Linked DNA regions of Homo sapiens: region 2 is linked to region 1. Evidence: read pairs that join two places in POLR2A ChIA-PET (ENCODE). Cell type or tissue: GM12878. All regions are shown on one strand. Each heading gives the region's core, and the rest is flanking DNA. Links, peaks and the distances in the headings are about the cores only.

Region 1 (5,461 bases), core at 374-5,373:
TTCATATTTTAAAAGTGTAACAGTTGGGCAATAGTGAAATAAATCTTAAGTAATATTTTTTAATATTAATTAATATCGATCTCAATAGAATTTGGTATTCTTAAAATAACTGGGAGCACATAGTAATTTAGTGTTGTTTATAGCTAAACAGGAAATTGAACTTATTAGTGGAATTAATTTAGATGAAGTATTGTTTTGAATATTTCTGTGGAATGTCAGAATAATCAATTTTGATTTACTCTATTTGCAGTAAAATTGTATATATTTCCATTTTATAAAGAGGTAGAACTTGGTATTACATGTGAAATGCTTTACAGACTTCAGTATAATGTGGTTGTGACAAGAAGCAAGTGAGGCTTTCAGCACCTTTTTTGCCACCTTTTTCAGTGTACACATTGTCTTTACAGAAGGTATGCTTTTCTTTTCACAGTAATTTTGGAGTTAATTTCCTTTTTCATTTTGCTAAATTTTAGAATTGAAGTTCAAAGGCTTAGTTTTATTTTAGTGTCAAACAAGTAAAACTTGTTTTTTTTTTTTTTTTTTCCCAGAGTCTCGCCTTGTCGCCCAGGCTGGAGTGTGGTGGTGCAATCTTGCCTCACTGCAACCTCTGCCTCCTGGGTTCAGACGATTCTCCTGTTTCAGCCTCCCAAGTAGCTGGGATTACAGGCGTGCGCCACCACGCCAGTCTAATTTTTGTATTTTTAGTAGAGACAGTTTCACCATGTTGGCCAGGCTGGTCTCGAACTACTGACCTCAGATGATCCGCCTGCCTCGACCTCCCAAAGTGCTGGGATTACAGGTGTGAGCCACCACACCTGGCCCAAGTAAAACATTTTTATGTCAAAATACTTTGCTATATTCATTTTTTAAAAATTAATGTATTTCTAGGGAGTTCCAGTGGAATTTTTGGTATTACATGATGTTGATTTAATAATATCTCATGTGGAAAATAATATGCACATTGAGGAAATACAAGAAGATGAAGACAATGACATGGAAGGTCCAGATATAGGTAATGTGTTATGATTCTCACCCCTTCCCCATCCTGCCCAGCACCCATAAAGTCAGTGAAATTTCCAATGGATTAACTTTCTCCAAGAATGTGTTCAGATTCAAGACTCTGTAAAGAAACCTGGCGGAATTTATTTGGAACCACATTTTATCAAGTTGATTTGTTGAAAAGATGTAAGGATGCTATATTTTGTTTAATGTATTAACATTTACTGTTACATATCAGGCTTCAAACTTCCCACATCTGTGCCTTCATCTTCCATATCAGTTCTTTCAGCCGTTCTGGACTAGTCCATGTTTAAAAACTCTACTTAGAAACTACAACATGATAATTCATTGTTACTATTTTTATTAGGAAATGGAGTTCTAATAAATATTGTTATATTTGTACTTGTAAATAAATCCAGTTGTTAATGGTATAAGAAGTAAATTTCAGTAACATTTTAACACTTCGTTTAAACAGTTATTTCAGTTTTTTAAAAATGTATTGCTTACATTTATGAAGTATTGTATAGTTTTTAACTCTTTTTCCCACATATTATTTACTTTGATTATTATTCTCTGAGTTAGCTGATACCACTTTCATTTTATACATGAAGAGTCTGCATTTCCTGAGTTCAGTGATCTGCCCAAAGTCCCACAAGTAGCAGGTGGTAGGGACTGGGCTAGAACTTAAGCATCCTGAAATAAAATCTTATTATTAGTGACAGTCAAGAATACTTCGCTAGAATAATCTAGTGGCCTAAAATTTGATATTTTTTAAGTGTAACAGTTGGGCAATAGTGAAATAATTATTTCTGATACATCTTTCATAACATTAATCCTCTTCTGTAATTATTCATTTGCTTTTTTCTCTTCTCTGCTAGTCTATAAATATTTCTAAATCAAGGATTATGTCTTGTTCATTTTTGTATAACATATATAGTAAATACTTGAATGTTTTATATAGTACCATTATGAGCTCCAAGAAGGAAGCAATTTACATATCATTTTCATGAGGTCCATGCATTGTGATCAAAATCTATATTATAAATTTAGTAAGAGCTTTCACTCTTACCAGTGACCAGTTTCTTGGTTTGAGCAGAGCTCTGGTTCTTTTCCGATATGCAGGGGTTAGAATTGCTTGTGTTCCTCTCTGGAGTTCTCAGTGGGCTTGTCATTACATAAGCAGACCTGTGTTCTGGTCTCTTGTTTCCTGCTTATTCCTGTAATGGTTCCTATATTTGAACCTTCAGAGTTAGAGGACTTGTCCCTAGTCTCAGTTTATTTGATTCCTGTCTTCAGTGGGAGTCGCCTGTTTGAAGATTTCTTTGTGGCCACAGCCTCTATATTGTTTCCTGACTCTGTGGCCTTACTTACCCTCTGATGCTGCCTTCTCTTTCTGGTTTTTATTTCCATTTTTTTAATTGACCAATAATAACTGTACCTATTTGTGGGGTACATAGTGATGTTTCAATACATACAATGTATGGTGATCAGGTCAGGGTATTGAGTGTATCCATCATTTCAAACATTTATCGTTTCTTTGTGTTGGAAACATTCAATAACCTCCAGCCTGTTTCTAGTATTTCTTTTGCAGCTTTGCCTTTTTTGTTTATTTTTCATCTTAACTTCCTATTATCAGTAATCCATACTGGCCCAGAATGTTGTATGGTGTTGTGCCTGTATCTAATTCTTCCCCCTCCCTCTGTATCACTCCCGTTTACAAAGGAAAACTAGATAAGGGTTAGGAAAGAATTTATTACCATCTGAGAATGTAAATCAGAGACAGGTGCACCCCAGAGAAAATCAGCAAAATGGAATCAGAATGAAAAAGACTAGATTCCACAGAAGGGCAATCTGAAAAAAGAAAAGAAGCATGTGTTCCAGCCTGGGCAACATGACAAAACCCCATCACTACAAAAAATACAAAAATTAGCCAAGATGGTGGTATGTGCCTGTAATCCCAGCTCCTTGGGAGGCTGAGGTGGGAGGATTACTTGAGCCCAGGAGCTGGAGGTTGCAGTGAGCTGAGATCTTGCCAGTGCACTCCTACCTGGGCAACAGAGTGAGACCCTGTCTCAAAAAAAAAAAAAAAAAAAAGCAGCATGTGTGACTGAAAATAGTGTGTATGTTATTAATGAATAGGTTGAAGGTAGAGCTGAGGAGTGACTAAATGTACAAGTGATGGTAGCTTATTTAGAATATAAGAAAAGAGGGAAAGGAGGAAAAAGAAACAGAAGACTGACAGGAAAATGAAAATATATGAATAATAAGAAAAAAATACAGTAAATAAGAAAATAGGTCTTTACTAAGTTTGGTATTGAGAATGTAATTTTTAGTGTCATGGAATTTGGTGCTTAAAAGTACCTTTAAGTTATATAGTGCAACTCTCATGCTTCACAAGAGTTGAACATTGAGGCCCAGAGAGTTATGTGATTGACTAGAGTCGTATAGAAAATGGCTGAGGTTGTAGTGAAATCCAGATCTAGAATTTTAATTTATTGTATGGTCATGTGTCTCCTAACGATGAGGATAGTTTCTGAGAAATGCATCATTAGGTGATTTCATTGAGCAAACATCATAAAGTTCACTTACACAAACCTACATGGTGTAGCCTATTACACACCTAGGGTGTATGATATATCCTATTGCTCCTAGGCCACAAACCTATACAGCATGTTACTGTACTGAATACTGTAGGTACCTATAACACAATGGTAGATATTTATGTATCTAAACGTGTAAACACAGAAGAGGTACAATAAAAACATGGTATAAAAGATAAAAAATGGTACACTTGTATAGGGTACATACCATGTATGGAGCTTGCAGGACCGGAAGTTGCTCTGGGTGAGTCAGTGAGTGAGTGTAAAGGCCTAGAACATTACATTATTGTAGATTTATAAATACTGTACACTTAGGCTGTACTAAATTTATAAATTTTTTTTCAATAATTTGTCTTAGCTTACTGTAACTTTTTCACTTTATACATTTTTACAATTTTTAAAAACATTTTGACTGTTTTGTGATAACATTAAACTTAAAGCACAAACACATCATACAGCTGTACAAAAATATTTTCTTTTTTTATATCCTTATGCTATAAGCTTTTTTCCATTTAAAACTTTTATGTTTTACGTTTTAAACTTTTCTCTAAAAACGAAAACACAAACACACACATTAGCCTAGGCTTGTACAGGATCAAGATCATCCATATTACTCTCTTCCACTTCCACATCTTGTCCCTTTGGAAGGTCTTCAGGGACAGTAACAAGCATGGAGCTGTCATTTCCTATGATAATAGTGCCTTCTTTTAGAACACCTCCTGAAGACCTACCTGAGGCTGTTTTACAGTGAACTTTTTATTTTATAAGTGAAAGGAGTACACTCTAATGATGAGTATAGTAAATATATAAACCAATAATCTAGTCCTTTATTATCATTATCAAGTATTATTTACTGTACATAATTATATGTGCTGTACTTTTTTCTTTTTTTTTGAGACAGAGTTTCACTTTTGTCGCCCAGGCTGGAGTGCAGCGGTGCAATCTCGGCTCACTGCAACCTCCACCTCCTGGGTTCAAGTGATTGTTCTGCCTCAGCCTCCCAAGTAGCTGGGATTACAAGCATGCGCCACCATGCCCTGCTAATTTTTTGTATTTTTAGTAGAGACGGGGTTTCACCATATTGGCCAGGCTGGCCTCGAACTCCTGACCTCAAGTGATCCGTCCACCTCGGCCCCCCAAAGTGCTGGGATTACAGGTGTGAGCCACTGTCCCTGGCCTTATGTGCTATATGACTCACAGTAGGTTTGTTTACACCAGCATCACCACAAACATGTGAGTAATGTGTTGTGCTACGATGTTACAATGGCCACTACATCACCAGATGATAGGAATTTCTCAGCTCTATTATAATCTTAAGGGACTACAGTTGTATATGTTGTCCATTGTTGACTGAAATATCATTATGTGGTACGTGACTGTATTAGAAATTATGTATAAAACAATACTTTAGTTCTATGAATGTATTGTCTTCTCTCTCCCTTCTTTCTTTTTAATGTGTTGTTACAGAGAATTACGAACATACGGAGAGAGAATAATAGAACAAATTCTTGTTATCCATTACTTGGCCCCAGCCATTATCAAACCATGGCTCATTCTGCTCCAATCACCCCCCCCCCTTATTGTTTTGTAGCAAATCCAAAACATGTAATTTCATCTATAAGTATTTCCCTGGGTTTCAGAAATATAAGGATTTTCCTTTTTAACATTAACATAATTAATACTATTATTACATCTAAAAAATTAACAATTCTTAATACCATCGTATATCCAGTCAGTGTTTGAACTTCTGATTGCACCATGCTCTTACATGCCACTGTGCCTTTGCTCATGCCATTCTCTTTGCTCTTTATGCCACCACTGCCTTTCTTCTCTGCCTACCTGAGTTTTATTTTCCTTTTCAT
Region 2 (5,461 bases), core at 251-5,250, 260 kb before region 1:
GGAAAACATAAGAATAAAAGTAGATAACATTTAAAAAGTCACCCAATTAAAGGCTAAAGATGTGACACACAAGTATGTAGATTTTTTAAAGTTACATTATACTTTAAGAACATTTTATTAAAATAGCAGACTTGGTTTCACAAACATCTGAAAATTGAAGTGACAAGAAACAAAGCTTAAAGCATTCTTTAAATAACTAGGCTTCCAGAATTGTTATGTTACTTCATAAAATGGATGAAATTACTCATTAAACTTAAGAATAGAATAGATATTCCAGAAGATTCTCCCAAAACTGATCTTCTAAGTCAGAGATGCCAATAGATTTTTTTTGTTTCTCATGCCAACTCTAATCAACTGACAGCAGATACCTAAAACACTGTGTGGTCCAAGACAGGAAGAAGAGTGTCTGATCAACAAATAATATCTGAAATGGATAAAAGAAGAATGCTATGTCATACGTACTTGCCATCTCTGATCTAAAATGCCAAATGCTTATCAAAGAGCCTTTCCTTCATCTCACTTGGGCCTAACATTCTTGTCTAGTTCAATTATTTTAACACATATCACAAAACATAAGAGACTTCATTTTGTCTTTGGAATGCAGACCAATATAAAGAAGCTGTAAAACAACACAAAATGTCAATGGTAAAAGATAAAAAATATTTTAAAACTTAGAAAAAAAGTATAGTGAATTGAAATGAAGAATCGAAATAGACTAAAAGGCCAGGCTCTGTGGCTCATGTCTGTAATCCCAGCACTTTGGGATGCCGAGGCAGGCAGATTGCTTGAGCTCAGGAGTTTGAGACCAGCCTGGGAAACAGGGTGAAACCCCTTCTCTACTAAAAATACAAAAAAATTCGTTGGGCATGGTGGAGCCTGCCTGTAATCCCATCTACACAGGAGGCTGAGGTGGGAAGATCGCTTGAGCCTGGGAGGCAGAGGTTGCAATGAGCTGAGATCACCCCACCACTCCAGCTAGGGTGACAGACTGAGACCCCGTCTAAAAAAATACTATAGTACAGATAGTCCTCATTTGTCAGTGGGTTGACTGCATTCCAAAAGTTTCTAAGTTGGTTGCTTAAAACTCAGAATTATTATTAGTAATTAGGTTTCTGAAGTAGTCTGGAAAATATTTTTTTAACCTTTTATTTTGAAACAATTTTAGGATTATAGAAAAGTTGCAAAAATAGTACAAGGAATTCCATTTACCCTTCACCCAGATTCTCTAAGTCAGAAAAGTATTTTTTTTATTTTTTTATTTTTTGAGACCGAGTCTTACACTGTCATCCAGGTTGGAGTGCAGTGGCGCGATCTCGGCTCAATGCAAGCTCCGTCTCCCGGGTTCACACCATTCTCCTGCCTCAGCCTCCCGAGTAGCTGGGACTACAGGCACCCACCACCACGCCATAATTTTTTTGTGTGCTTTTAGTAGAGACGGGGTTTCACCGTGTTAGCCAAGATGGTCTTGATCTCCTGACCTCGTGATCTGCCCGCCTCGGCCTCCCAAAGTGCTGGGATTTCGGGAGTGAGCTACTGCCCCCGGCCCAGAAAAGTATTTTTAACACAGAAGGTAGAAATAGTATACATCTATAATGAAAAGAGAGAATAATAATCCTACAATGAGAGACAGGTTTTTTTTTTTAACTAAGAGAAACAGAAAACATTTTTATTTTTAATCTTGAAAACTGTTCTCAGCAATATAGTAGTAGACTATAAACCCCGAGTAATGACAGTTTAAAAAAATCAAAAAGCCGGGCGCGGTGGCTCACACCTGTAATCCCAGCACTTTGGGAGGCTGAGGCGGGTGGATCACCTGAGGTTAGGAATTTGAGACCAGCCTGGCCAACATGGTGAAACTCCATCTCTACTAAAAATACAAAAATTAGCCAGGCATGGTGGCGGGAGCCTGTAATCCCAGCTACTTGGGAGGCTGAGGCAGGAGAATCGCTTGAACCTGGAAGCGGAGGTTGCAGTGAGCTGAGATCGTGGCATTGCACTCCAGCCTAGGCAACATCAGTGAAACTCCATCTCAAAAAAAAAAAAAAAATCAAAAGATTCATAGCAATCAATCAGAAGGAGGCCAGTTATCCTGAGCCAGCATAAGGAAGTCCCCTGTGTTTTAATACTATAAAGAAACTAACTTTGAAATGACCAATCCACTTTTTGTTTCATTTCTGCTTTATTTAGCTAGATTTTGCCTATAAATTCAACTTCCTCTGCTCAGCACACTGAAATGCCTTTTCTAAATCTTTTGATGACACACTGCCTGATTCATGAACCACTAATAAAAGTGAGTTAGATTTTTAAGCTAAATTTGTTGTAATTTTGTCTTTTGACACAGGGTAGGCCTATGTTTGGCTTTACTAGATACTGCCAAAAGTTTTGTAAAACCACTGTACACTCCCACCAGCAATGTATGGGACTTCTAGTTGTTCTACATCTTCACTACGGCCTTATTTTAAGTGGAAACGTACTTGTAAACATAAGACAAAGTCTATGATCTGCTCAAAGTCGAACTCAGATCAAGACCAAAAAGCTAGAACTCCCAAAGGCAACATCCTCAGTGAAAGATAAACTAGGGAAAGAAAGAAAAACAAAAACTCAACTCATCCCACAGAAGTGAGTACTCTTGTCCTTCCTAGCTTTGGCTCTGGGTAGGTATTGGTAGTGGTGGAGTGGGGTCTTCCTAACCACAATCTGGCATCCACTCAAGTTTGGGGTTAGAATTCAGTTACTTTTGTGAGGCCAAGTGAGAATTTAATGTAAGTGGTCCTGGGTAGATTGCATCCCTGGATTCCTGGAAGAAGCAAATGCATATTCTCTAGAAAAACACACCTTAAACCTAGATCAGAAATAATTCACACAGATAAAGTCCCAACAAGCTCACAATCAAAAACTAATTTAAAAACAGGAAATGAGCCACCACAGGAAGCAGAAACAACTGAGTTACACTTACAAAACTGCAGATATTATAAGCAATAACGAAAAATATAAAAAATTTAAAGAAATTAGAGTATCAAAATATGACCAGACTAAGAAATTGATTTTTAAAAACACAGAATATGTAGAAATAAGAAGTATAATTGAAATTAAAAATCAGTGAATAGGCCAGGTGCGGTGGCTTACACCTGTAAATTACCAAGTACTTTGGGAGACTGAGGTAGGCGGATCACTTGAGCTCAGAAGTTTACCAGCTTGGGCAACATGGTGAAACCCTGTCTCTACTAAAAATATAAAAATTAGCCAGGCATGGAGGTGGCACGCCTGTAGTCCCAGCTACCCGGGAGGCTGAGGCAGGAGAGTTGCTTGAATCTGGGAGGTGGAAGCTGCAGTGAGCCGAGATTGCACCACTGCACTCCAGCCTGGGTGACAGAGTGAGACTCCATCTCTCATACACACACACACGAAACTCAAAAGTAAAATCAAAAGATATCATTACCTACCATTAGAATGGTTAAAGTTAAAAAAATTGACAACACCAAATGCTGGTGATGATGTGGAGCAACTGGGACTCTCACACATTGCTGGTGGGAATGTAAAATGAAATGGTAAACATACACCTACCCTATTATAATATCTAGCCATTCCACTCCTAGGCTTTACCAAAAAAAAAATATATATATATATATATATAAAAACATATATCCACACAAAGACTTATACATGAATATTTATAGCAGCTTTATTTATTGTAGTCTCAAAGAACTCAAATGTCTATGGTCTCTTCATACAAAGGAATAGTAGTACTCAGGGATAAAAGTCTACGAAGTACTCATAAACACAACAACATGGATGAATTTCATTGACATTATGCTCAGTGAAGAAAGCCACACACAAAAGAGTCCATTTGCATGATTCCATTTGTATCAAGTTCAAGAGCAAGGAAAACTAATCTATGTTGATAGAAATCTGGTTTCCTATTGTGGAATGGGAGAGGAAATGCCTGGAAATAGATGTAACCTTCTATGCTAATAGAATGTTCTTGTATCTTGATGGGGTGGATTAGTGTATGTTCATCAAAACTCAATGAACTGCACACTTACTATTTGTACATTACACTATATAAATTTTACCTTTATTAAAAAAGATCAACTAGACAAAAGACAGATTACACACAAAGGAAGGACAATCAGATGGACACTGACTTCTCAATTGCATGAACAGAAGCCAGAGGACACAAATAATTCATTCATAGTGGCAGGACAAAAACAACTGTTAATTAAGAATATATGCTCGGAAAAATATCTTTAAAGAAAAAAAGTTAAAATGTTCTTTGAAGAAGGGATACTATCACTGTCTATTTTAGTCATAGAGAACCTAAGTAACTTGATTTTGGATCCAGAGAGTCTGAACCCAGAGTTCATTCTCTGAATCAATATACTATACAGTCTTTCAATGTAAGAATGAACTTTACGGCAAACATACAGTTACAATTAAACAAATATTGGCTGCATAAAATAATGACTAATTTATGGATATTAACAGAATAGAAATAAAGCATGTAATTTCTAAGCCAGCAATGAGGGAAATGTAATTGTTTACTAGATACTTTTTTTTTCTTTTTGAGACGGAGTCTCGCTCTGTCGCCTAGGCTGGAGTGCAATGCAGTGGCACGATCTCAGCTCACTGCAACCTCCGCTTCCCAGGTTCAAGCAATTATCTGCCTCAGCCTCCTGAGTAGCTGGGATTACAAGCGCCCACCACCAAACCTGGCTAATTTTTGTATTTTTAGTAGAGATGGGGTTTCACCATCTTGGCCAGGTTGGTCTTGAACTCCTGACCTCATGATCCACCTGCCTCGGCCTCTCAAAGTGCTGGGATTACAGGCATGAGCCACCGCGCCCAGCCTAGATTCTTTAACTTACCAATGTGTTATGGTAATCTTTTTATATATGAGTTTTTTAGCCAGGTATGGTAGCTCACACCTGCAATCCCAGCCCTTTGGAAGGCTGGGGCAGGAGGATAGCTTGAGCCCGAGTTCAAGACCAGCCTGGGCAATATAGGGAGACCTCATCTCTACAAAAATTAAAAAATTAGCCAGGTGCGGTGGTGGTGCATGACTGAGGTCCTAGCTACTTGGGAGGCTGAGGCAGGAAGATCACTCGGGCTTGGGAGGTCGAGGCTGCAGTGAGTCATCATGGTGCCATTGCACTCCAGCCTGGGCAACAGAGACAGACCCTATCTCAACGAAAAAAAAAAAAAAAAAAAAAAAGAAAGAAAGGAAAAAGAAAACAGTTTTTAAAGACTTTAGGCCAAATACTCTTTTTAGTCATGGTACCCCTAATGATAAGCACAGTGCCTGACACAGAATAAGCACAAAATAGATGCATTTCAGAGATCTACTGCACTAAATGTTATTGACTTTTTTCTTTTTAAAAGATTCTCAAGTAGTCTAACAGCCAGCCTTATCTTCCTGAAGCAACTTGTCAGAGCTGTGATAAAGAAGAAAATCAATTAAAGA

What was found. Peaks named below come from ENCODE experiments on the same cell type or tissue, not always from the same donor. Only the 100,000 strongest peaks of a DNase experiment are listed, where the experiment ranks them.
Region 2: POLR2A ChIA-PET joins it to region 1 with 7 read pairs; 3 of 35 experiments call an interaction of 5 or more read pairs at or near these places.

What each region holds. Positions count from the first base shown.
Region 1 is chr14:52,483,914-52,489,374 of GRCh38, reverse strand. TXNDC16 (thioredoxin domain containing 16) reads left to right here. Exons shown (of 21, transcript NM_020784.3): 12 at 889-1,012. Among named protein-coding and RNA genes, the nearest start is that of TXNDC16, 66 kb to the left of the region's middle. In GM12878, for the core only: no CTCF peak of the experiment used is centred there; no DNase peak of the experiment used is centred there.
Region 2 is chr14:52,739,384-52,744,844 of GRCh38, reverse strand. All of the region lies in intron 1 of STYX (serine/threonine/tyrosine interacting protein), which reads right to left. Among named protein-coding and RNA genes, the nearest start is that of STYX, 12 kb to the right of the region's middle. In GM12878, for the core only: no CTCF peak of the experiment used is centred there; DNase peaks (open chromatin) are centred at 2,214 and 2,703; H3K4me3 peaks cover 793 bases; H3K27ac peaks cover 1,188 bases.